Linked DNA regions of Mus musculus: regions 2 and 3 are each linked to region 1. Evidence: chromatin loops called from intact Hi-C (ENCODE). Cell type or tissue: left cerebral cortex. All regions are shown on one strand.

What was found. Hi-C counts contacts between places; a loop is a spot of excess contacts. Peaks named below come from ENCODE experiments on the same cell type or tissue, not always from the same donor. Only the 100,000 strongest peaks of a DNase experiment are listed, where the experiment ranks them.
Region 2: it touches region 1 in a loop (3-fold over the local background); 15 of 42 quality-filtered maps call a loop at or near these places.
Region 3: a loop joins it to region 1, with 2.3 times the contacts of the local background. A loop is called at or near these places in 5 of 42 quality-filtered maps.

The regions. Positions count from the first base shown.
Region 1 is chr10:67,092,892-67,100,891 of GRCm38, forward strand. It overlaps Reep3 (receptor accessory protein 3), which reads right to left and starts at 4,097. Exons shown (of 8, transcript NM_178606.5): 1 at 3,899-4,097. The coding sequence starts at 3,930. It also overlaps a transcript of Jmjd1c not described here. In left cerebral cortex, a CTCF peak has its summit at 4,676; DNase peaks (open chromatin) are centred at 3,499, 4,225, 4,520, 5,053 and 4 more places; H3K4me3 peaks cover 4,132 bases; H3K27ac peaks cover 2,635 bases.
Region 2 is chr10:66,999,550-67,007,549 of GRCm38, forward strand. It overlaps Gm31763 (predicted gene, 31763), which reads left to right and starts at 5,526. Exons shown (of 7, transcript NR_110511.1): 1 at 5,526-5,580. RefSeq lists an enhancer at 2,369-5,798. In left cerebral cortex, no CTCF peak of the experiment used is centred here; DNase peaks (open chromatin) are centred at 800, 3,303, 4,044, 4,542 and 1 more place; H3K4me3 peaks cover 2,654 bases; H3K27ac peaks cover 2,599 bases.
Region 3 is chr10:67,021,585-67,029,584 of GRCm38, forward strand. It overlaps Reep3 (receptor accessory protein 3), which reads right to left. Exons shown (of 8, transcript NM_178606.5): 6 at 165-309. It overlaps Gm31763 (predicted gene, 31763), which reads left to right. Exons shown (of 7, transcript NR_110511.1): 2 at 1,813-1,905. Among named protein-coding and RNA genes, the nearest start is that of Gm31763, 21 kb to the left of the region's middle. In left cerebral cortex, a CTCF peak has its summit at 4,612; DNase peaks (open chromatin) are centred at 1,748, 4,128, 4,575 and 7,899; H3K27ac peaks cover 660 bases.

The sequences.
Region 1 (8,000 bases):
GAAGACATGAATAACTTTTTGGTAAATAATTTTGCAGTTTTAGGCCAAGGATCATGAAAACATAAAGTTTCACTCAGAAATATTCCTCATGTACTTTTCCTAAGGAATTCCTCAAGGCAAGTCTGTGAAGGATGCTGTGGTGGTTTGAATATGCTTGGCCCAGAGAGTCATACTTTTAGGATGTGTGACCTTGTTGGAAGAAGTGTGTCTCTGTGAGGTGGGATTTTCTGAGATTTCCTTTGTTGTTGATTCTCTTTACCTTAGACTTAGTCTCAGGCAGACTCTTCAGACAAAGGCAAAAAGCAGCCACATTTTTTCAGCAAAATACCACAGGATGAACCTCTAGGTCAGAGGTCCAATCCATTATCATCAAGGCTGGATGCGTGACAGTATGCAGGCAGGCATGGTATATGGTTAGCTGAGAGTTCTACATCTTGTTCTGAAGGCCACAGGAAGATGAATGACTACCGGAAACTAGGAGGAGAACCTCAGAGCCCACCCCCACAGTGACATACTTCCTCCAACAAGGCCACAACTACTAATAGTGCTACTCCCTGGGTCAAGCTTAATTCAAAGCACCACAGATGCCCACTGCAGAATTGCACCTGTATTAATTATAGCATTCCTTATAAAATATTATGGTATACAACTTTTGTATATATAACTTTGATATCTAAACACAGGCTCAGAGGGGGGGACAAAAGAAAATGAAATATAGTCTAAAATTTAATATGTAGGTATTTGGCTAGTCCGTGCTTCTTTGTTCTGAAAGCAGCTACTGGCACTTATGGAATAATTACTACCCACTAGATGCTGCATGTGGACATTATATATGAGAATGTGCCTTATCTTATGGGGCGAGTCACAGTGGTAGAACTGATATTTAAATTCAGACCAGCTGGTTCGAGTTTTGATTTGTGTACAATGCTATAACACAGAAGCTACGAAAAGTTAGGGAAAGATGTGTTTGTGTGTGGGCTTTCCTCAATCTGTGAGCAGTGCCTTCAGAATATGAGGTACGGGCAGTGTATATGAATTTAGTATTATGAGGTATGCTCACGTTACCATTCCTTAAAATTTGCTCACCTGGAGAACTAGTTCAGAGGTTAATAGCACTTACTTCTGCCAAGGACCCAGGTTTTGGTTCCAGGATTCAAATGGCAGCTCACAACTGCTTGTATCTCCTGTTTCATGGGATCTGACATTACATTCTGACCTCTTAGGGTTTCTGCAGAAGCGTGGTACACATACATATACTCAGGCACACCCAGGTACAGGCAGACACCCCCCCCCCCCCCACGCTCACACACGGAATCCATTAAAAACCACTCATTTATTGGTCTTGTGAGCTTTAAGTAAGTTGATGTTGTGACAATCAATTGAAGATGAGGAGACGCTGCTTGCTTGTCAAGCCTAAGTCCCTATGCTCACCCAATCCCGTGGTGGAAGGAACAAACTGACTCCCACAGGTTGTCCTCTGTCACATTACCCCAAGGCCACCCAAAACGATAAATTAAAAAAAAAAAAGGCAACTTAAGCTCAGGTGGGCTCAGTACAGTCAGAGGGGCTACACAGCTACTAAGTGGAGTCTGAGTCTGAGTCTAATGTATCATTCTTGTCCTCAGAGTTATGCTTCAAGGTCTGCAAAGAATTGCTCCTTAATCTTGGGAGTTCAGGTTTAGATAGGGTCCCTTGTCCTTGATGGTACCTCCAAAGGCTCGGGCTGAGGAAACTGTCTGACCTTGTTTAGGCCCAGCTGGGCATTTCAGTAGGTGAAGAAGGAGATACACAAACAAATTCTATTTCACAGTGCGGAGCAAGTATCTAGGTTTGTGTAGCTATTAGGACAGCTTTTACATTTAGAGATAACCCAAGCGCAGATGGAAACACACACACAGATGTTCCTCGACAAATGTGCTGGACCCGAAGTTCACGAAACACATTTCTTGACTCCTGATTAATACATGTTTTAATGACCTTTAAAAAAAAAAGTCACATTTGCATGCTTCCCCTTCACCCCAGACCTTCAACTCCACAGGCTGACCGAGCAGGAGCGCATCCTTCCTTCAGTACTGGACTCAGTGTTTCTGGGATTATAAAAGTCTTCATAAAACAATGGCCTCTCTTTCTCTTCCTGCTTTTCTGGCTCTCACTCTGTAATCTACCCCAGCTCTGGTTTACACCAGTCCACCTATCAGAAATCTTTTCCTTCTTCCTCTTTGGCGGTCTAGATCGGGTTCATTCCTCAAGGTCTATTATGAACGTAATCTCTTTTGCCTTCTTTGATGACGCTCCAACCACAGATAATTTCTTCCTTGTCTAACACTGGGTATTACACCAGGTATAACCCTCATAAGACCTGACATTCTGACCTGTACAGTAGATATCTGTGGATGTGAAATGTGTGTCCCATTAAGATCTCCTACGTGGTACTGACCTTTGTATTGGAGGTAGCGTAGCACTAAACATACTTCCTTTCACCAATTAAAAAAATAAAAATCTTATTTGATGAATGCAAACTCAAGGTGTTCCATAATTTTCCATCATTGAAAATGGTCTAAGAGATCAAAAGACAAACCCAGTTTTTTTAATGGGGCATTTAATTTGAGGGGCTAGGCCAAAATAGTGGAGGGACTTCTGGTAGGTTAAGAAAGTATGCCTGGATTATGTGGAAACCCGAAGACTGCCTTGGAAGAGGCAAAACATAATTTGAAGGCACCCGTGGCATAACTTTATTTATTTGTGGCTTTAAGATGAATACAAGAAGTTCAGAGGCTTTAAAGGACATTTTATGAAAGAGCAAATTTTGAATGCATTGCAAACTAGGTTACCTAGCTCACTTCCAAACGAAATAAAAGCAAGTTAAAAAAAAATTAGCTCCTTCTCCGTAGTGAAAATAATAATGCCCAAGTAATGTCATTTTCTCCCTTCAAATTATAAGCTAATCAGCGAGGCCTGTTAACCTCATATAAACATTTCATTAAGGTACTCAGATGACACTACTGCTACATGAATAATGAATTCCCGCCCCCAGGCTTTACCTAATTTATGGCCCTTTATTTGGTGACTTTGCTTTAGAGCGCACAGGGTAAGGTGAAAGATGGGAAGAGAACCGGTTTAACTTGTATTCAAATACCTTTGCAGATTAAACAACACATCTCAACTTTTCCCCCCTCCTCTCCCCATCCGCAGCTCTCGTTTGTATCACAATCAGTGAACTGAGGAGATGACCCGAACAAAGGGGACTGGCACCTGCGCCTTCTCCATTGCAAACATTTCTTCCCACCCACGGCCCTCCACGGTCAGCGTTTGCCCGACCTTTCTAGCGCAGGCTCTTTCCCAGGTCACCTCGGGACCCCTGAGCAAGACTCTGCAGCCCGGGCTCTGACACCGATCTCTCCTCCTCCTACACGTGACCAAGCGGCGTGCGCCGCGGACAGACACCGCAACGCGGTAGACCTGGTGACAAAGGCTCGGGCGCATCCGGAGTCCCGCCGGCCTCCCGCGCTCAGCGTCGGCGGAGCCTGCGCAGGGCGGTGCCGCGCAGCGCGGGCCGCGGGAGCGGGAGCCGCAGCCGGGAGCGCGCCGCGGAGCCGAGCAGAGCCCGCCGCGCGCAGCGCCGGGCAGCGGAGGAGCCGAGGAGCGGAGCAGCGCCTGCCGCGTAGCCGAGGAGCGGAGGGGAGGCCGAGGAGAAGCCGAGCAGAGCCCGCCGCGCGCCGGGGAGCGGCTCCACGGAGCAGAGCCCACCGCCTGCCAGTCCGTTCGCCCGCGCCCTGCTGCTCCCAACGCCGCCGCCGCCCCGGAGCCCCGCAGCGACTGGGACACGGGTGAGCAGGCCGCGGCCCGTGAGCTTGGCTCCGGCAACCGGGCCCCAAGCGTCTTCCCCGCCCGTACTTACACCACGGCTCGGGAGATCATCCAGGACACCATCTTTTCGGCCGATGGGCCGCTGACCGCAGGCCGCGCGCTCCCCGCTCGCGCTCCCCGGGGCCGCGCTGGCGCCCTCGGGAGCCGGCCCGGTGTGTGCGCGCGGTGCCCGGAGCCGCCCGGAGCCCGGTCCCCCGCCCGTCCGCCCCCGCCCGCGGCCCCGCCGGCCCTGCCGGCCCCGCCCCTGCGCTCCGCTGATAGGCGGCGGCTCCGGGACCCCGCGGGCGCTGCGCTCCACCGAGCTGCGCGGTCACCTCGCTTCCCCGGGCCGGGGGACTCCGGGCGGGCGGTGAGAGCGCGTGGGAGCCGAGGCCGGGGGCGGGGGAAGCCGGGATTGTGAAGTGTCTGGCTAGGTGCGGCTCCGGTGCTCACCGAGGCTCGGCAGCCAGGGCCTACCACAGGCCTGGGTTGGCACGGCGAGGCTCGTGGTGCAATGCAGGGGCCAAGGGAGAGCGTCGGGGGTCACGTTTGGAGTGATGGGTTTGCAGGGATGGCGAGGCTGTTCTGGGCCCCTTGGGGCACCTTTTCCATCAGCGTCAGCCAACTCCTGTCTGTCTTGCCTGCCCCACAGCCTAAAACGTGGACCCAGGATTTCCGACCCGTGGTGCTGTTTACAAGTGTCCTTATTTTTTTTTTCCGTCACGCGCGCGCGCGTGTGTGTTACCTCTTAACACTGTCCAAAATTTTAAGCTGACCTTTTAAGTTACTGTAGGTGTTTTTTTTTCTTGGTCCCCTGGTGGAAGCAATAGTAAAAGTTCTCTAAGCTAGAAAGAATAATGTCTGTAATGTGGTGTTTGGAGCCTTTAATTAAAGTCCTAGAAAATATGATGGCTCATTTTGGGACGTACTGTAATTTAATCTTTTTGTTCCCCAGTTTCCCCATAATAAAAAGAGGCTAATAATACTCTTGCTTACCTCCTGCTTTTCAAGGATGATGTAAGGTATTGCTAATTAATGTGTTTAGGAAGGAGTCGGATTTGCCTGGGATGGTATCAAGGGACAGGGATAGGTTACCATGAGTGCCTTGTAGTTCATGAGGCCTATAAATTAAGAAGAATTTTGGCCATGAAAGAAAGCAGCAGGGGAGGGATGGTGGTGAGCTCTTGTGATCCCAGCACTGTGGAGGAGGTGGAGGCCTGCGGGGTTTCCTTCCACAGAACCAGGAAGAGAAGTCCTCCGCTGCTTTCTGCTCTTCCGTTCCTTTTTTTTTTTTTTTTTTTGCTTATTTACATTAAGAATGTGTGTTTTTATTTCAGGGGCTGCGGTGATTGCGTTTGTCCTGGTTTATTTAGTTTGACCATTGTTCAGCGTTACTGGGGAGATGTGCTTGCCCTCTAAGCAGCAGTTTTTCTGGCACATACCTTCCTTGTCCTTTCATGTCCTTCCATGGGCAGAGCGGTCTTGTAATGTCTTTATTTACAGCCTTTCGTTCCTCATCCTTAACATATCTTTCCCCTCCTCTCTTTCCTGAGCTAAGGTGTGTTTTCGTGCCCTTGACTGAATTGCATCTTTTTCTTGGATGCTTTATTTCCCATTCTCTACCTTTCTGACCTCTTAAATCCCCCCCCCCCAATTCCCTGCCCCCCACCCTCCCTCATAATTTATCCCTTAAGTTTCTGGACTCCTTTCACCCCTCCGCATTTAGTCTCTTCTGCCTGTTTTGCAGAGGTGATGGCTCTTGTTATTGTTTGCAGGACACAGCCCCCTTGTTCCTATTTCAAAAAGCCACGGGTTGTAAACCACCTACCTACCCTGGGTTGCTACAGTGTTGTTGAGTCATCCTGCCGCCCCAGACAGCCCTGGAGTGTTGATTCTCCTTGGTACCATGGAAACGGAGGTTTAGAGAACTTAACTCTGTAGCCAGTGATCCCCATGGTTCATAGGTAATGGAGCTGAACTCCAGTACTTTTGAGTCATACCTGAGTTGGGTGTGAGTTGGTTAGTCCAGGGGGAAAATTAAAAATTAGCAAGCTGCTTTTCTTCGTTGTTGTGACTGGCATTAACCACTAGCAAGCAGGTGGGGATGGGTCTGGGGATGCTGCACTCTGTGCTGTGTGGGGGACATCCTGAACAAAGACTGTTCCTGTGTCCTTCCTGGTTTAGGAAGATCATGCTTGTCATTCCTGTGATATTTGTCATCGTCAGAGCCTGAAATTTCCACTTTATAAAGTCACAGTTTTAACCGTGACTGAAGTTTCTTGTCTCTGTCTCTGCACACTCCTGTTGTGTAAACGAGAAGGGAAGGTTGTGTTCACCACTTGATTAGACGTTTTTGATAGTTGTGTCACATGGAGTCCTCAGCAGGTTTGCAAGGCAGTCACGTCCAGTTCCTAATCATTTTGTCCCAGCATCCATATGCTGACGGGCCTTTGTGTAACTTATTTTTATTTCCCCTTTCCACTTTACTGGTTTATCTAGATAGATGGATTTGTTTGGAGTTGCCTGTACAAGGGGGTTGCTCGGTGCGTCTCATTATGGCAGCGTGTTAACCGGAGGGCCACTCGGAAACTGATACGGCTGAGAACTATTGACCTACATAAGAGTCGGTCAATCCTAGGAGGAGCCTCTTGTGGAAAGCGCCCAGCTTTTAGAGGTGGCTGCTTGCTGTTTGTTACTGGACCTCAGATACTTGAGATCTGCTAATTGATGGCTATTAGATATATGCTTCAGTGTGTAAGATGATGCTATAGCCTTATGTGAGAAAAGGGAATACGGTATCTTCTGCTCAGCAGTGTGTGTGTGTGTGTGTGTGTGTGTGTGTGTGTGTGTGCACGCACGCGCACACAGTTGCCTGTGCTCCTTGCACCAAATGAAGGCCAGAGGGTGTCAGGCATATCCTATCCTCTGCTGCTCTGCCTTATTCCTTGGAGGTAGGGTTACTCTGACCTTGGAGAATTCATGTTTTCAGCTAGGCTGGTACCCTGCAAACCCAACTAACTCTCCCGACTCTGCCCCTCACCCCACACACTGGGGTTATTATAAGAACAGGGGCTGGAGAGATGGCTCAGCAGTTAAGAGCACTGACTGTTCTTCCAAAGGTCCTGAATTCAAATCCCAGCCACCACATGGTGGTTCATAACCATCTGTAATGAGATCTGACACCCTCTTCTGGACTGTCTGAAGACAGCTACAGTGTACTTACATATAATAAATAAATCTTTAAAAAAAAAAAAGAACATGGATAACCAAGTCCAGCTTATGGGGCTGGGCAGTGATGTGGGTGGGGTGGGGTTGCTGGGGTTGGAACTCTGGCCTTCATGGTTGAGCAGCAATCACCTTTAACCACTGAGCCTACTCGAGTAGCTTTTATAATGTGGCCTTACTTGGCATGCTTCCTCTCATTCCACATAGAAGCTAGGGAAATATTTAAAGCTTTGTTTGTTTATACATTTCATCAGTGTTTGTATGCTGTGTGTGCAGTGCATCCTTCATGGTGCTGTGCCAGGACCACTGTGGATATTGAGCTCAGCCTTGGTGGGAAGCAGTGTAGGTAGGCTGGAGGACGTTTTCTCTGGAGACCTCTTGCTCTTCCTCGTAATGAGATGAATGGTGAGTCACTGCTAGTTTTGTTTTGAATGACTATGTTAATGGGTGGTGATCAAATGTAAAGGGCTTTAGGACTCATTTAAAAGTCTCACTCTCGCTACCACTTCCTCCTCTAGTTGTCCTAGGAGATAGTGGAATGTACAGCTTTTTGCATGTTAAAGGAGCTCGCTTATTAGCAAATCAATAGAGAGTAGGAAAGTACCTGAGGCAGCGAAAGAGAGCCGCCCCAGGTGTAGAGCAGAATTACAGGGTAAGGAGATAGTATCACAAGTCTTGTAATTATTAATGAGTATGCTAATGAGACTGAATACTGGGTCACCTTCCCATTTCTAATAGGGAAGTATTTTTAAATAATTGAAAAGACTTTCATCTGTAAGAAGGCTAAAATTACCAAATTACCTTAATAGTGACTTAGAGAGTAGTGGTAGAGAGAGAGAGAGAGAGAGAGAGAGAGAGAGAGAGAGAGGGAGGCAGGCTTGGGAGAAGAGACTCTCTCTGCCCAGATGAACCCCCGCTCGCTTGCCTCT
Region 2 (8,000 bases), 93 kb before region 1:
CCAGCCCTTTTGGATGAATTTATGATGCTTTTATAACTAAATGAAGACTGCAAAAAGATTAGAGACAGAGTCTCACTGCGTAGCGCTGGCCATCCTAGAACTCAATATGTAGACCAAGTTGACCTTGAACTCACAGAGATCTGCCTGCCTGCCTGTACCTCCTAAATTATGAGATTGAAGGTGTGCATCTCTGGCACAGAAATAATAATGATGATAATAATAATGTTATTGTTATTGTTGTTGTTGTTATTATTATTATTATTATTATTATTTTAAACCTTGTCTCTCTATTTAGTCCTGAGTGTCCTGAAACTTACTATGTAGAGCAGGCTGGCCTCAAAATCATAGAGATTGGGTTGCCTCTGCCTGTCTCCTAAGTGCTGGGACCAAAGGTGTGTGGCCCATGTGCCTGGACCAGTTGTTTGTTTGCTTAAGGTCTCATATGTTGATTAACCTCAGGCCCCAGGGCTAGCTTGAGGTTGTAGTTTTGTTTCCAGCTGGTTTCCTGTATTCATCTTTTTTTTTTTCCATTTCACCTGTTAATCACTTTTGCTTAGCCTACAGGAGGATCTGGAGTGGATGCCCAGAACCACATTCATCTGTACTTACAGGGCCCCTGGGGTAGAGGCAGAGACAGCAAAAGTTCAAACTAGATAGATTGCAAGTGCACAGACAGCCTGGGCTACAGTGATTCCTGTCTTAGAAAGAATGAGAAGAGGGGAGACGCCTTGCCGGAGGTCAAGCCGATTTTATTCTGGTTGAACCTAAACAGAAACCTCTGTGAAGAATGCTACGGACTCAAGAGTAGCTGGCACGTGATGGACTCAGAGCTAAATCTGGAACCTCTTGCTTCTGAGCTATTGCTATGCAAAGTCACAGCAACACAGAGCTAGAAAATGTTCCTGAGATTATTTGGCCCCACTCCCCAGGCTCTGGAGATGACCTGGCACATAGGTTTAGGAAAAATGGTGCTATTTATTTATTTATATTTTTTTGTGGAGCCAGCATTCAACTACCAGACAACAATATTGTGTTACAGAGACTCTGGCCAAGACAAGCTCTCAAAACTAAAACGTAAGAAGCATCTTTTGTTCACTTGGCATCAAGTGGTGGTGATCTCCTGGAAAATCTGGCACCTTTTGTTTTTCTCTTTTTCACAGTTTAGGATATTTTAGCCTAAACAGAATTTAGTGTTAAGCATACACACTAGATTGGAAATAGCTGAAAAAAAAAAAAAGATTGTGCTTGGTGCTAAAAATGAGATGGTCTGGAAGGATATGAAAACATTAGTCACATAGGAACGACATCTAAAAATCCTCAAGTTATAATTTGGGTGGTGGTGGCATAGTCCTTTCATCCCAGTACTTGGGAGGCAGATCTCTGAGTGTGAGGTCACCCTGGTCCTCAGAGCAAATTCTAGGAAAGCTAGAGCTACCCACAGTAACCCTGTCTTGAAAACAACAACAACAATAACAACAAAAAACAAAGGAAAAACCTTCAAGCTATAAAGTCACCAAGAGGGTAAAGTTAGGGCTGGCTAAACAAAAGCCCAATAGCCTGAGTTCCTGTCTTGCACACGTCCTGGCTCGCCAGCAAGAACGACGCTGCAACAGGATCCTTCTGCACACGTTTATTGGGAGAGCTTGATTGCAGAGGAGAAGAGACCCTGAGCCCAGAACTGGTGTTGCTTATATAGACCTAGGAGAGGCGTGTCTCACACCCGGATTGGTTATGCACTATACCTCATTTGCATGTTCCTCATCTGATTGGTTACTCTCTCAGTACCTCACAGAACCTCATTAACATACCTCATTTGCATGTCTCACATCTGATTGGCTATACTTACAGAACCTCATTATCATGCCCGGGCAAGGCAGTGTCTTGGCAAAAAACTTTACTGCATATGTACACATTGGTTGTTTGCCCAAACTTACGCATGGTGGCCAGCAGTAGCCAGCGCCACCTTGCGACGGCACATGTGGCTTCCCACATTCCCGGAACCCAAGGTACAGCTGGGGCCCTAACTACACACACACACATAAAAGATACTAAATTATTGTTGTTGTTGTTGTTGTTTTTAATGAAATTTAAGTACCATCAAATGTGTTTCCTTATTCCCATCCTCGACCCACTGTAATGGCCAGGAATTATCTATGTAGCCAGGAATGATTTGAACTGATCCTCCTGCCTCTGTCTAGGATGTGCTGAGGTTACAGGCTTGTGCCACCAAGTTGGGATTATATAGTTCGACGCACAGACCTTAGGGCTTCATGGATGCTAGCTAGCTAAGCGTTCTACCAACTAAGTCACATAGCCAGCTCCTCACCAATTCCATATGGTTTCTTAGTCTCAGAGAAGCCAGGGTGGCTTGGGAGAGGGCACACTAAGGATTGTTTTAGTATTAGTTGAGTATCAGTGTTTAGTATCAGTGAACAGGTGAGGTGACAGGGCCTATTTATTTGAGTTTCCCTGAAGGGGTGGGGGTTGAGGGAAGGCCTGGCCTTAAGACTGCCATCGTCTGTCTGAAGAAAAAAGGACCACCCTTTATCATCATGGTTGTGATTTCGTTTTTTGCCATTATGATATCCACTCCTATCCCTCGGGGCTCTGATCTTCTGGTTGTTATGACCAGGGATGTTATGAAAACCTTAAAATAATCCGAGGACAACTTTATGAAGGGCAGCTTAAACAAGTTGAATGGAAATGATAAGTTCTTATCGGACCATCCAACAGACGCAGGCTCTCTGGAACAGCCAGCCTTGAATCCTTGGCAAATGCAGTTTGCTGAGCAGGTCGCCAAAACTGCTCACATTACAGGGGAAAGGCCTCCTTCGCAGGGCACACTTCTCCAGACACGTTCAAGTTTTGGAGAAAAAGGAGAGGGTACTTGTAGCTCCTCCCACTTTGGGTGATGGAAGAGGGACCAGAAGGAGCAGTGGACAACCCGGACTAGAAAGGTCTGCATTCGAAACAGGAACAGAGGGCAAAGTAGAGGGGAGACTCCGCTCTAGTCACAACCCACCAACAGCGTGCTTTCCCCCTAGTTTCTTCTCCAGGGTTCCCTCCTTCTGCCATTACCTCCTGGGGATCCAGGATTGTTAACTCCCACGCAGTGGGTTTATCACGATTGCAGCCTACTGGCAGGACGCCATTATCCTAACGTCCCCAGGAAAGCTCCAGTTACCCCGACAGATCCAGCTCGCTCCCTGAGGTGGAATGCCCATCGCCTCTGGCATCTGGAGCCGGGCTGCGAAAGGGAGGGACTGCCTCTGCGGGAGCCCCGCCCCCGTCCTGGAACATCTGGGTGTGGAGGTTAGCACTCCAGTTGTGGCTTGCCGGCCGCCAGCTGTGCGCGCTCCCGGTCCTAGACTGGCGGCCCCACGAGTCTGGGTGGACACGTGGGAGGGGCTGAGACTTTTCCTTGTGAACTGACTTTAAAACCAGGGGAATCTCAAGTCCAGCTCCCAGCATGGACCTACTGGCTTTCTCGCACGTTCCGTCTAACGTAGAAATTTCCAGTCCAACCCCTTGGCGCGTCTCAAACCTGCACAGGAAACTTATTCCTATAAGATAAATCCAGTATTTTCATCTGACGACCCCTGGATCTTGCACTGGGACTCCAGCTGGGCCCCAGACAGTCCCATATGGGTGGGTAGAGGGGAGCAGGGTTTTTCTCTGGGGGTTTTCCCTAAAGAATCTTTGACCCGAAGTAGATTCCACATTTGAAGTTGGGGATCTGATCCACCCTAAACTGGCAGTTCAAGCCGGGAGAAAGTCCTGTTGAGGGCTGTGATTCAATCCCCCTGGAATGTGCTTGGAATAACAATGGGGACTTGAAAGCTTTTTATGGCCGAGGTATCTGGTGGAGACCAAGCAAGCGGGTTCGGTTGCGCTGGCGGACCGCCGAGGGGGCAGCCTTGCCTAACGCCGGGCTGCGTCCTGGAGCATCTGGTTTGAATCAGCCCCTGAGCATTTCTTTAGGCTTAATCTACCACCCTGCAGAATCGACAGAACAGGACAAACCAAATATATTCTGGGCACTCCAGTAATAGCTAAACCCAATCACGTTTTACTGTTGGGACTTCCAACTGCCCCCAACGTACAACTGTCGTTATTTTATAGATATTGCGAATTTAACTTCCTTTTTAGAGCTGGTGGGTGGACATGCACAAGCACGGCTCTGTTACCCTTCTTTTTGTATGACGCCTTGGAACAGTGAGAGGGGTCTAAAGCCAACATATGTGTTGTGTAGCACTAAAGAGATAGCCACACTTCCCTCCACGCCCTAACTCAGAATTCTGAACGCAAGTTGGAACAAAGGCAAACGTGTCTGAGTGTAAAGGGTGAGCCAGGAGCTACAGTCGTAGGGGTAAATAACCTTGTTTTCTCCTTCAGCAGTGGCCGCTACCAAATCCCCGCTCTTGGAAGGTGGCCAACTGTCTGTCGGGTGGAGGGTGCAGCTAATTAGAGAGAGTCTATAAACCTCTCTGTCAAAGAGGGCATGTGACCTTCCCCCCAAGTCTAAACAATAAAGGCAGCTAGCCTGCAGGCACTCAGCACCGCTGCCCTGCGGGTTCCCTAAATAGGAACAGGATGAAGGCCGGGCTGAAGGGGTTACCGAGGCTCTCTGCGCTCACACCAGGAGGAATCGGTCACTCTGCTTCCCAGTATAACTTTCTTCAATTACTCCCTCCAATCTATTTAGAGGAGTGCGGGCTTGCAGAGAGCACATTGTCTAATCTAAATGAGGAAGCAATTATTCCTCGCTGCTGTCAGACGTGCTTGGAGACAGTTGGGTCAAAGATCAACCTGCTGTCATGTGACTTTACTCCGCACTTGTGAAAGATCAACCCTTACCGACAATTATTCAGCCTCGCTTTTCTGAAACAGTCCCCCCCCACCTCCGTTAACATTTCCCCCTTCTTACTCTTTTGAGCATCCTTACACGTTTTTCTAAAGTAAACACAATACCTCTGTGCATTGCTTAAGGGTAAGTATTAAACTTTTGTGCCGGTTCTCAGAAGATTGCAAAATGGGGCACATTGCCTTCCTGTCTTTGTCTAAATCTCCCTGCCTGGGAGCCTCTTTGCTAGCTTTAATTTTATACAGCATGTTGTAAACTATAAATAACACAGCTCTACTTTCCTAGAACAGAGCATATGGAAACTGTCGTCTGCGGTACGTCCCAACTGTAGTTTCAATTTAAAGACTGAGTAAAATTAATCCCCTGTGTGAAACGGTGTCGCACCGTTTGCGTGTGTATTTTATTAGTTGAAACCCAGTATGGAGGAACACCAGGAATTTTTGGTGTCGGGAACGGAGCACATAAAAGGGTTTATAAGGTGCAGTTTGAAGTGGGAGAGGCCAGGAACTGGAGGCTGGTGGGAGGGCTAGGAGGAAGGAAAGCCCTTCCTGAGGGGGCTGCTTCTCTCAGTAGCCACATCCTCTCTTCAAACGCTTCCTGTTTGGTCTCAGCCAATAATGGATGGGCGATTTATTTTTCCTATTCAGTTTAAAAGCATCTTCTCTCTCTTCTCTGAAGCTAAAAGCCAGATCAATGAACACAACAGCTGATTCCAGGTAATCCTCCGATGAACATCGGAAACTTCGGGGGTATTTATAAAAGCATTTCTAGGTTAGCCTTTTCTTTTTTCAGTATTGCCATTCCCGAAGTATAATGAAATGAACCAAAGTCCCGAGTTCCCAACAATACGACGTGGGAATTATTCTCTGGGTTGGCTGGTTGGTTGGTTTGTTAAGTAAGGATGGTACATGGTCAGCAAGAAACACAAAGGGGCATCTGAAGCCGGGGTGTAGTTGTTCTTTTCCCACATAAGCTACAGCATCTTCGTTGTAAGATAACAAGAGCTAAGACGTGAAGTTTCTACATAAAAAGACAGTGAAAATGGCTTTATTTTGAGGTGGAGTTCCTTTGAAAATTTAATTTTTAAGAATATTGAGACAGCTACTGTACATATGTCAACTTGGCTAGGCCATTCTACTGATTTAACTGATACAGTATCCCTTCTCTTTCTGTCCATCTCTTCTCTTCCTCTTCTTCCCCTCCTCCTTTTTTTGTTTTTTTAAGAGGCGGGGTCTCAGTAAGCTAGCCTTGGACTCACCACATAGACCAGGTTTGCCTGGAACTCAGAAAGATCCACCTGTTTGTGCATATTGAGTGCTGGGATTAAAAGCATGCACAGGGGCTGGAGAGATGACTCAGTGGTTAGGAGTGCTGACTGCTCTTCCAGAGGTCCTGAGTTCAATTCCCAGCAACCACATGGTGGCTCACAACCATCGGTAATGGGATTTGATGCCCCCATCTGGTGTATGTGAGGGGGGTGACAGTGTACTCATATAAAATAAATAAATCGATCAATCTTTAAAAAAAAAAACCATGCACAGCTACTCCTGGCTTTAATCCTCATTTTCAAGATGACATCATGAATGAATAGACGCTCAGATTATACTCCATAATGTGGGTGGGCCTCATCCGAATCAGAAGAAAAGGGACTGTGGTCAGCACCATGTACCTGATCTCCAAAGAATTAACTCTTCCATTGCCCTCCAGCCCACTAAGCTGCCTTGTGAAGTTTGATCTTGTCATCCTCTAGAATCAGGTTAGCCAATTACTTATAATCTATGTGTATAAATGATATCTATCTATCTATCTATCTATCTATCTATCTATCTATCTATCATGTACTCCCTCCCTCCCTTCCTCCCTCCCTCCCTCCCTCCCTTCCTTCCTTCCTTCCTTCCTTCCTCTAATGCTAGTGTTTTTCTGGTGAACTCTAGTTAATCCAGAGTACCTACTAATGATTGCTGGTAGAACCATGACCCTCTTCATCCCTCAGGTTTGACGTCATGTAAGTTAGGCCTGGCCTGATGTAGTTTGAGAAGGTGCATCACAGTAGAAGATCATCCATCCACATCCACTCCTCTTCTCTAGACCCTGGCAGTTGGAAGGAAATACACTCTCTTCCCCACCCGCACCCCAAGCCTATCCCTGATCTTCGCCTCCTCTCTCCCCAGCCTTCTCTGTTAGTATTCTCCAAAGGAGTCAGTTGAAAACATGAAATTCACTATACCAGAGGACTTGACCATTGAAGGTCATGGTGAAAATCTGCAAAGTTACTAAAAATGTAGTGATATTTCTTCTGTTCCAGGACTGGAGGGAAATCCGGAGATGGCTCAGTAAGTAAATGTTATTGTCTCTGAGCCTAAGGACCAGAGTCCTAGTGTCAGCAACCAAATGGTAGAGAGGACAGATTCTTATAAGCTACAGACACACACAGGCACAGAGACACACACACACACACACACGCGCACGCGCGCGCGCGCAAACACACACAGAGATACACAGACACACACAGATCCTTCTCAGTGAGAGGGGAGGCTGGCCTGAATTAGGAAGTTGTGGAGAGCTGAGTGAGATGCTCAGATTTGGAATATGCTCTGGAGCCAAAAGGCACACCGCTGTGCTAGAGGTTAAGAGGGAAAAGTAAAGCCTTATAACTTGGTAGCACATGCCTTTAATCTCAGCACTCAGAAGGCAGAGGCAAACAGATTCATCCCTTGGAGTTCAAGGCCAGTCTGGTCTACAGAGAGAGTTCTAGGACAGGCAAAGATACCAGAGAAACCTTGTCTTAGTTCCCCTCCCCCACCCCCACCCCCAAAAAAGGTAAAGACAAGAAGGGACCCGAGTATTGCTTTAAAAATCTGTTCCAAGAGAATCAAATGAATTATTCAAGGATCTACAAAAAATCCTAGAATAGTGTAGACATTGATTTGATAACAGTGAATTCATCCTTTCCCAGCAAGAATTCCTTTAAACTGTTATTCTGTCTTCATGGATGCAGGCTCTGACATAGCCATACTATTGTACAAACTGGACAACCAATGCATGCTACTGGATGCATGGAAAGTGACGATAACTTGATTAGCATAAAACAACAGAATACCATCATAGCATAAAATAACAAAATGTGCAGTCCTGG
Region 3 (8,000 bases), 71 kb before region 1:
CAGCAAGCCTGAGACCAGCGCAGGTGACTTGATCCTCTGCGTCAACAACGGTGGATAACAAAGCAAAGCCAGTTCTGTGTCCAGCACCCTGTACTCTTTGGCGTTCATCCTGACCCTTCGCCCAGTTATGAAAGGCTCCCTTGCACCACGACAGACAGGCCTACCTGGTGACTCGGTGGCTTGTTTGCCTTTCCTCTTTGCTTCTGGCAAAGTCTGGTAGGGTCTGTGTCCCACGGGCTCATCCCCTTGGATAGCTGTCAGATCATGCATGCTGAAACTTCGCAGACGCTCCGTTATTGCTCCTTGGCTCTACTCAATAGAGATGTGATAAGGTCTGAGAAAAAGATGCTTTCAAATATTTAGTATGCTTACATTTATTCTACAAGTTCTCTGCTGTGAGACACAGTAACATTTTGCTAAATAAATAACATTCCTGCAGTCTTCTATCGCAAATACCATGCATTGTTTATATTTTTTTCAATACCACAAATTGTTTATATTTTCTTTATGACATAGCTATTATCTATATAAACGCTAATTCATTTTGCTTTTTCACACATTTCAAAGTATGCCATTACATTTATACATTTTATTCTAAGCATTTTAGCATTATGCTAAGCTTTAAGATTTTTTTTTTTAAGTATAATGAGATTAACTTTGGAGAAAATAGCATCTGTAGTTCTGAGCTGTAGTTCAGCATGGGTTAGTAAGAGTAAAAGGAAAGACACTGATTTGGACAAGGCTGTGTCAGGAACAGTAGTAGTTCTAACTAGAACCAGGTAGAGAAAGTTAGGAGCCAAAGATGTTTGCATATGCCGCCATCTTTAGACAATGAATAACCTAGCAAGGCACACTCATCACTCCTCATGGTGTATTTCATTTTGTCTTTACAAAAGGCTTATTTATTTTTACTTTGTGTGCCTCTGCGTATGTATGCACACTATATGGTATAGTTTCCTTAGAGTCCAGAAGAGGCTATCTGATTGCCTAGACCTGGAGGTACAGTCACCCACGCCGCACCAAGTGGATGTCGGGAAGTGAACCTGGTCCTCTGGAAGAGCAGTTAATGCTCTTTTACAGGCAAACATTTAAATGTAAATTAATTAAAATGAAATCGAATGAAGGGGCTGGAGAGCTGGCTCAGTGGTTAGGAGCACTGACTGCTCTTCCAGAGGTCCTGAGTTCAATTCCCAGCAACCACATGGTGACTCACAACCATCTGTAATGGGATCCAATGTCCTCTTTCGGTGTGTCTGAGGACAGCTACAGTCTGCTCATATACATAAAATAAATAAAATCTTAAAACGAAAAGAAACCAATTGACAACTCAAGTTCTTCCCTTGCACCTTGCACTGGCCACAGCAGAGATGTTAGCAGCTGTCTGTGACTGCAGTGTTAACAGTGTGGCCATCACAGTGAGCATCCCAGCATGGCCATGGCAGAGAGCATCCCTGTCACACACACAGCATTAGACAGTTCCCATCACTGTAGTGCTTTCATGGGGACATTTCTCTGAACCTTTAAGAAATACCTCCCTGAAGTATGAAACTCTATAAAAAAAAATTCCTTAATTTACCCACTTTAAATCTGCATAGCATACGGATGATTCATTGTTTTATTTATAGCTAGACTAAAAATACTCGTCTCAAGGCTCTAACACTGATTATTTCTTCTCAGGCATGTGAATGTGTGATTGCCTCTACTTATAACATTACCATGGAAACTCGTCCACCAGGGTTCATCTCTAAACTTCCAAGTGAAAGGTGTTACAAACATTTGGGTGTTTCTTTCCACTTGTATTTAACCCTGAAGAAACAGCTCTTCAATTCCCACGACGTCGTGACTCAGTATGGCTGGTTACCGATAACCCACGATGTCAAACCACATGCCGTCCCTGCTCCCCAGGTAAGCTCTGTATTCCTACCATGTGCTCTGAGTAGCAAGAAGAATGTGGAAAGTTGGAGCTGGAGAGAAAGCTCAGTGGCTAAGAGTACTCATTGCTTTTGTAGAGGACCCAGGTTCAGTTCCGAGCACCCACATAGTAGATCATCTGTAACTCCAATTCCAGGGGATCTGATACCCTCTTCTGACCTCCTTGGGCAGCAACTAACATTCATGTGGTGCACATACCTACATAAAGGCAAAACACTCTTACACAAAATAAATAAAATTATCTTAAAAAAAAAAGAGAGAGAATCTTTAAAGTCCACTTCTTCAAGAAAATAAGTGGATTTTACACATTTAAAAATTGTTATTTTGGAGTCAGGTATGGTGTGGCCCATGCCCTTAATCCCAGCATGTGGGAGGCAGAGGCAGGTGGATCTCTGAGTTCAAGGTCAGCCTGGTCTACATAGAGAGTTCCAGTCCAGCCAGGGCTACATAACGTGACCCTATCTCAAAAAAACAAATGCATAAAAATCCTTTTTGGGCTGATGAGATTGTTCAGTGGATAAAGGTCCTATCCAGGCAAACCTAGGAACTTGAGTTTAATCCCCAGAACCCATGTAAGAAGGGAAGGAGACAATCCACTCCCCAAAGTCGTCCTCTGACACACGTGCCCCCCTCTATCATGCACATGCAGTTAATACCTTTGAAACAATTCTTGACAAATTCAGCTTCTCATATTTGTTTTCTCTTGACCAGAGAGCATTCACTTCTCAGAAGGGTGGGGGCGAGACACTTCGGAGACATAGGGCAAGGAAGTGCCTGTGCCCATCTCAAAGATGCCTTCCCTCCTCAGTGCTGTCATTCTCCGTGCCTTTCTCTTCCTGTGAATCCTCTTTCAATAATTCATGGCTTTTACCCATCCCATACTTAACCATGGGTAGTCCCCAGAGTTATCGCTTGAGTCTTCAATGTTCCTTCAAAGGCCTATGTCTCCAGCCTGTACAGCTAGCTATTGGCAGGCCCTCAAGAGTTGGTGACCAGTGAAAGATGATTTGATGTGCCCTTGAAGGCGATCTTAGGGATCCAACCTTCCCACTGTCAGGAGGCCAGCATACTGCTCTATTACCATATGCTGATTTGACGACGGTCCAAGCAACAGTGTCCACCAGCGATGGACTAAAACCTCTTCTAGCTTGTGAGTCAATACAAACCCTGCTCAGGAAGCCAATGAGCACACTTTGTTACCAGAAGGTAACAAAGGCCTGGAGTACAATCCCTAAGATTTACTTGTTTCTCTTCCGTGTGTGGGTGCTTTGCCTGAATCTGTGTCTGTGTCTGTGTCTGTGTACTGTGTGGAGGCCATGCCTGTGGAGGCCAGAAGGTGTATCAGAGCCCCTGCAATGGGAATTATAGAGGGTTGTGAGCCACCATGTAGGTGCTGGGAAGCAACCTGGGGTCCTTTACAATACAGCAGCTGGCGCTCTTAATACCTCAGCCACCTCTCCAGTCCCCTGAGTACAATTTCTAGGGCTGACTTTAATGAGCTAAAGTGGCCCCCGAGTATTGACTGGATTGTTCCGTTGCCAGCTGTGGTGCTTCTGACTGGTGCGCTCAGTAGCTAACACCTACCTCACAAATGAACTAGAGTACTGTTGGAGGATGTGTTTGCTACCGGAGCAAGATGTTAAGAAACCAGAAGATGGGCTGAGTCTTAGGTTTCTGCACTACTGCATCTAGAAAGGTCTTATATCGAACAGGTCATTAACATGCAAACTAAGTATTTATTCAATTTAGTCCTATCTTTTTTTCTCCCATAACCTCAGACACAACCCAGAGTTATCTGGGCAGAGGAACCTCAGTTGAGGAAATACCTCCGTATTACCCGTAGACAGCTCTGTAGAACATTTTCTTTTTTCTTTTCTTTTCTTTTTTTTTTTTTTTTGGTTTTTCGAGACAGGGTTTCTCTGTATAGCCCTGGCTGTCCTGGAACTCACTTTGTAGACCAGGCTGGCCTCGAACTCAGAAATCCACCTGCCTCTGCCTCCCGAGTGCTGGGATTAAAGGCGTATGCCACCATGCCCGGCTTGTAGTGCATTTTCTTGATTAAAGATTGACATGGGAAGGACCGGCCCACAGTGGTGGGTCTAGCAGGAGGTCCGGAGTTGTACGAGACAGCAGGCTGAGCCAACAATGGGAAGCAAGTCATACGCCCCCTCGATGGCCTCTGCTTCAGTTCCTTCCTCAATTCCTGGCCGGACTTCCTTTAGCAATAGGTTGTGAAATAATCCTCCCCTCCCCCAAGCTGCTACTGCTCAGGCACAGAAACTTATCAGTTGTGATTGCTAAAGAGTTCTTCATAGACAGCAGGGTTTCAGTGTAAACACTGGAGTCTCCCAGGCATCTCAATGGAGCACCATTCACCTACTAGGAGGTTATAGCCTCAGGCTTAAACTCAGAGCAGGCCCAACTCTGGGATCTGGGGACTCACTTAAGGCCTGGACTGTAATCTAGCTTTTGAGTTACACACCCTCCTATTATCAGTACCTAGACTTTATCAACAACATCTAGGTTTCCAGGAAGTTAAATTACTGTACAGAAAAGGCAGAAAGTGGGGCTAAGGGCGTAGCTCAATTGGTCAGAGTGCTGGCTCAGCATGAGCAGGCAGAAAGCCCTGGGCTCCGTTCCCAACACTGAATAAACAGGGCCTGGTGGTGTGTGTCTGCAGTCCCAGCAATTAGGATGCGAGGCAGGAGTTTTACAGCCGTCCTCAGCTACGAAGTAATTCCGAGGCCAGCCTGGGACTAGTCTTTGGGGAAAAAGAGGATGGTGGGGAAAAAGAAAAGAAAAAAAAGGAGGTATAAATCGTTGGTTGGTTTTAGGCCATCAGAAGGTCCAACAGTTTTTATTACATGGGGAAGTTGGAGTTCCCACTGTATAGACTGAACCACAGGTAAATGAGAACAGAGGGAAAAGAAAAAAGTAGCACTGTGAAGTTGAGAAGCATTCAATGCATCGTAATTATTCAATGTTGCTGTTTCAGAGGAGAGGCGTCACTACATAATAATCACAGCCAAAGGCCAGCCTGTTCCCTCCAGTGTCATAGCGACAGCACAAAGGTCCACCAGTGCAGGAGTCATGCTTGCCACCCGATATGTAGTGGCTATACCTTCCCTGCCCCAGAATCCCAATCACACCCATAAAGTAGTCGCAACGCAAGCCTGCAGTACGTGGGGAAATATGCAAAAATGAAGACAGCATAATGTTTATGCAGATGGGACACGTGACTGAATTTCTTTCCTTTAAACTATTTCTTTAATATTATGAATTAGTAGGCTTATTTAATAAAGGTTTAAAAAACATTTTAAAAAATTAGTTTTAAAATTAGCACACCAAGTAATGGGGTTTTGTTACACAGCATTTCCATACACCTTTGTCGGTACATGTCCTTCTCACCCTGGCTTAATGAAGTTTTGATTATAATAACGGGTTACACAATAACAATTTCTGATCCATTTGTCACTATGGTTTGTGTATCTAATGGCTCACTCCTATCATAAAAAGAAAGCTAGGCACCACGAGTGGGGGGTGGGGTGGGGCTCTTAAGCCCAGCACTGGGGTGATACAAGTAGGCCAGTCCGACGTTGTCTCATAAAATAACATAAAGATAAAAGAAGAAGAAAAGAGAAAGAAAGAAAGAAAGAAAGAAAGAAAGAAAGAAAGATATCTCTTAAAAAGATTTACAATTACCTTTTAAAGTGTGCAGGTGCCTGGGGGTGGGGTGGGGTTGGCCTGGGGATGGGGTGGGGTTGGGTTGGTATTGTGCATGTGTGTGTTGGCGCTTCTGGAAGGTAGAGACTGAAGGTTGTGAGCTGCCCAGTGTGGTGCTAGTAACTGAACTCTTGGTCCTTTGCAGGAGTGAGCAGTCTGCACTCGGTTTGGTTTTGTTTTGGTTTTTTTTTTGTTGTTGTTGTTTTTTTTTTTTTTCGAGACAGGGTTTCTCTGTGTAGCCCTGGCTGTCCTGGAACTCACTTTGTAGACCAGGCTGGCCTCGAACTCAGAAATCTGCCTGCCTCTGCCTCCTGAGTGTTGGGATTAAAGGCATGCACCACCACCCCGGCTAGCAGTCTACACTCTTAACTGCTGAGCCATCTCTCTGGCTCAGTGTCTCTGTTTTGAGGGCAAATTAAGACATCATAATCATTTATCTGATATGTCTGCTTTACTTAAATACTGTACCCTTTTCTTCTATGTGGCTTGTGAACTGTTAAACAAAAGGATAAGGAAGTCGAGGTTACTCTGAAGTGGGGCGGGTAAGCATGGACACAGCTTGCCAGTCAATCGGGGTGAAGGTGTCACTGTCCACACAGTAACTGCACACACTAGCAATAAGAGCTAAAATACTTTAGTTCTTATTCATGTCAAAACTATAGGTATAGATACCCATCTAGCTCACGCCTGTAATCCCAGCACTCAGGAAGCCGAGGCAGGAGGGTCCTGAGTTCTAGGTTAGCCACACAGTGCGTTAGATTCTATTCTACTGTCTATGCCTCCCCATTCGTTATGACAGGTATTCAGCTCAATTTCTCATTATCTGTGATATGTGTTACATTCAATAGCTGCAGAGTTTAGTTCTCAGTATTGGGGAAATCTCCCCTCTAGTCAATCAATAATTAAACTGATGAAATCCAGGGATGAGCCCAAGTGTATTCACATTTGGTGAATGATATATCTTAGTGTTCTGAAGAAGAGGGTGATATATATTTATTGACAAATAGTCACTCTATAAAGACAAAATTCTTTTTTTTTTTTTTTTTGGTTTTTCGAGACAGGGTTTCTCTGTATAGCCCTGGCTGTCCTGGACCTCACTTTGTAGACCAGGCTGGCCTCGAGCTCAGAAATCCACCTGCCTTTGCCTCCTGAGTGCTGGGATTAAAGGAGTGCGCCACCATGCCGGGCGACAAAATTCTTATATACATGTGTATGCTTTTTAATTAATTCTTTTTCTGGAATCATCATCACCCCTCTGAAGCAGGGTCTGTCAGCCCGTTTGAGCTGGAAAGTCTCTGCAGTGTTTCTGCCTCATAGGACAGCAAGCTGCATCCCTGGCCTCTGCCATGGAGGTACCAGGAATACATCCTTGTCATTTGTGATGGAGGAGAATGTCCCGTGGTGGAGTTGGTGGGGCCACAAACTATGTCCAGTTGAGAGCTACCATTCTGGACATGTAGCTGTTTTAGAGATAAGATGTCAACCCAGGCCGGGCAGTGGTGGCACACACCTTTAATCCCAGCACTTGGGAGGCAGAGGCAGGCGGATTTCTGAGTTCGAGGCCAGCCTGGTCTACAGAGTGAGTTCTAGGAGAGCCAGGGCTACACAGAAAAACCCTGTCTTGAAAAACCAAAAAGCCAAAAATAAATAAATAAATAAAATAAAATAAATAAAAGATGTCAACCCTTTTATAGATAAGAAGAATATTTAATCCTTATCAGTATAGATGATTTGTATACAATTGCATACACTCATGGCTGTTAAGTGGCAGAATCCAAACTTAAAAGAAAAAAAAAAATCAAGAACAAAACTGAGTGTTCTAGAATGCGGTATCTGTTACACCAAACTGTTCTGTGGACGGTAGGAAAAGAGGCTGAATCCTGCCACACCCCCCAACCCCCTGCAGAAAAGAGGGTGAGGCTTGATGGCTGAAAAATCTCAAAATCCTTTCACAAACAGAAAGTCATTAAAACAGATAGCAAGAGGTCAGGGATTTGACGCCACTGGCAGTGGTTTAAAAAGCCAATTAGACTTCAGCAATTTTACTGCAGAGCTCTAATTTACATACATAAAAACCGGGGTTGGTCTCTTAGAGAGGTGTACCGAGAAGAGCGAATCCTGAGCTGGCCAAAGGGGCCAACACTTCTGCTCTTCACCTGCCCTTGATTGCACGGGTGGACGGCGGTCAGCTACATCAATGCCCCCTGCGTCTCCCACGTGTAGGCAGGGATGTTGAGCATGCTCAGCAGAATCCTTGAAGGTCCTTCATGTATTTGTGCTTCGCTCAGCCAAAATAAACTTGTGCACCGACCTTGTGAACAGATGCCTGGTAATGAGGCCACGGG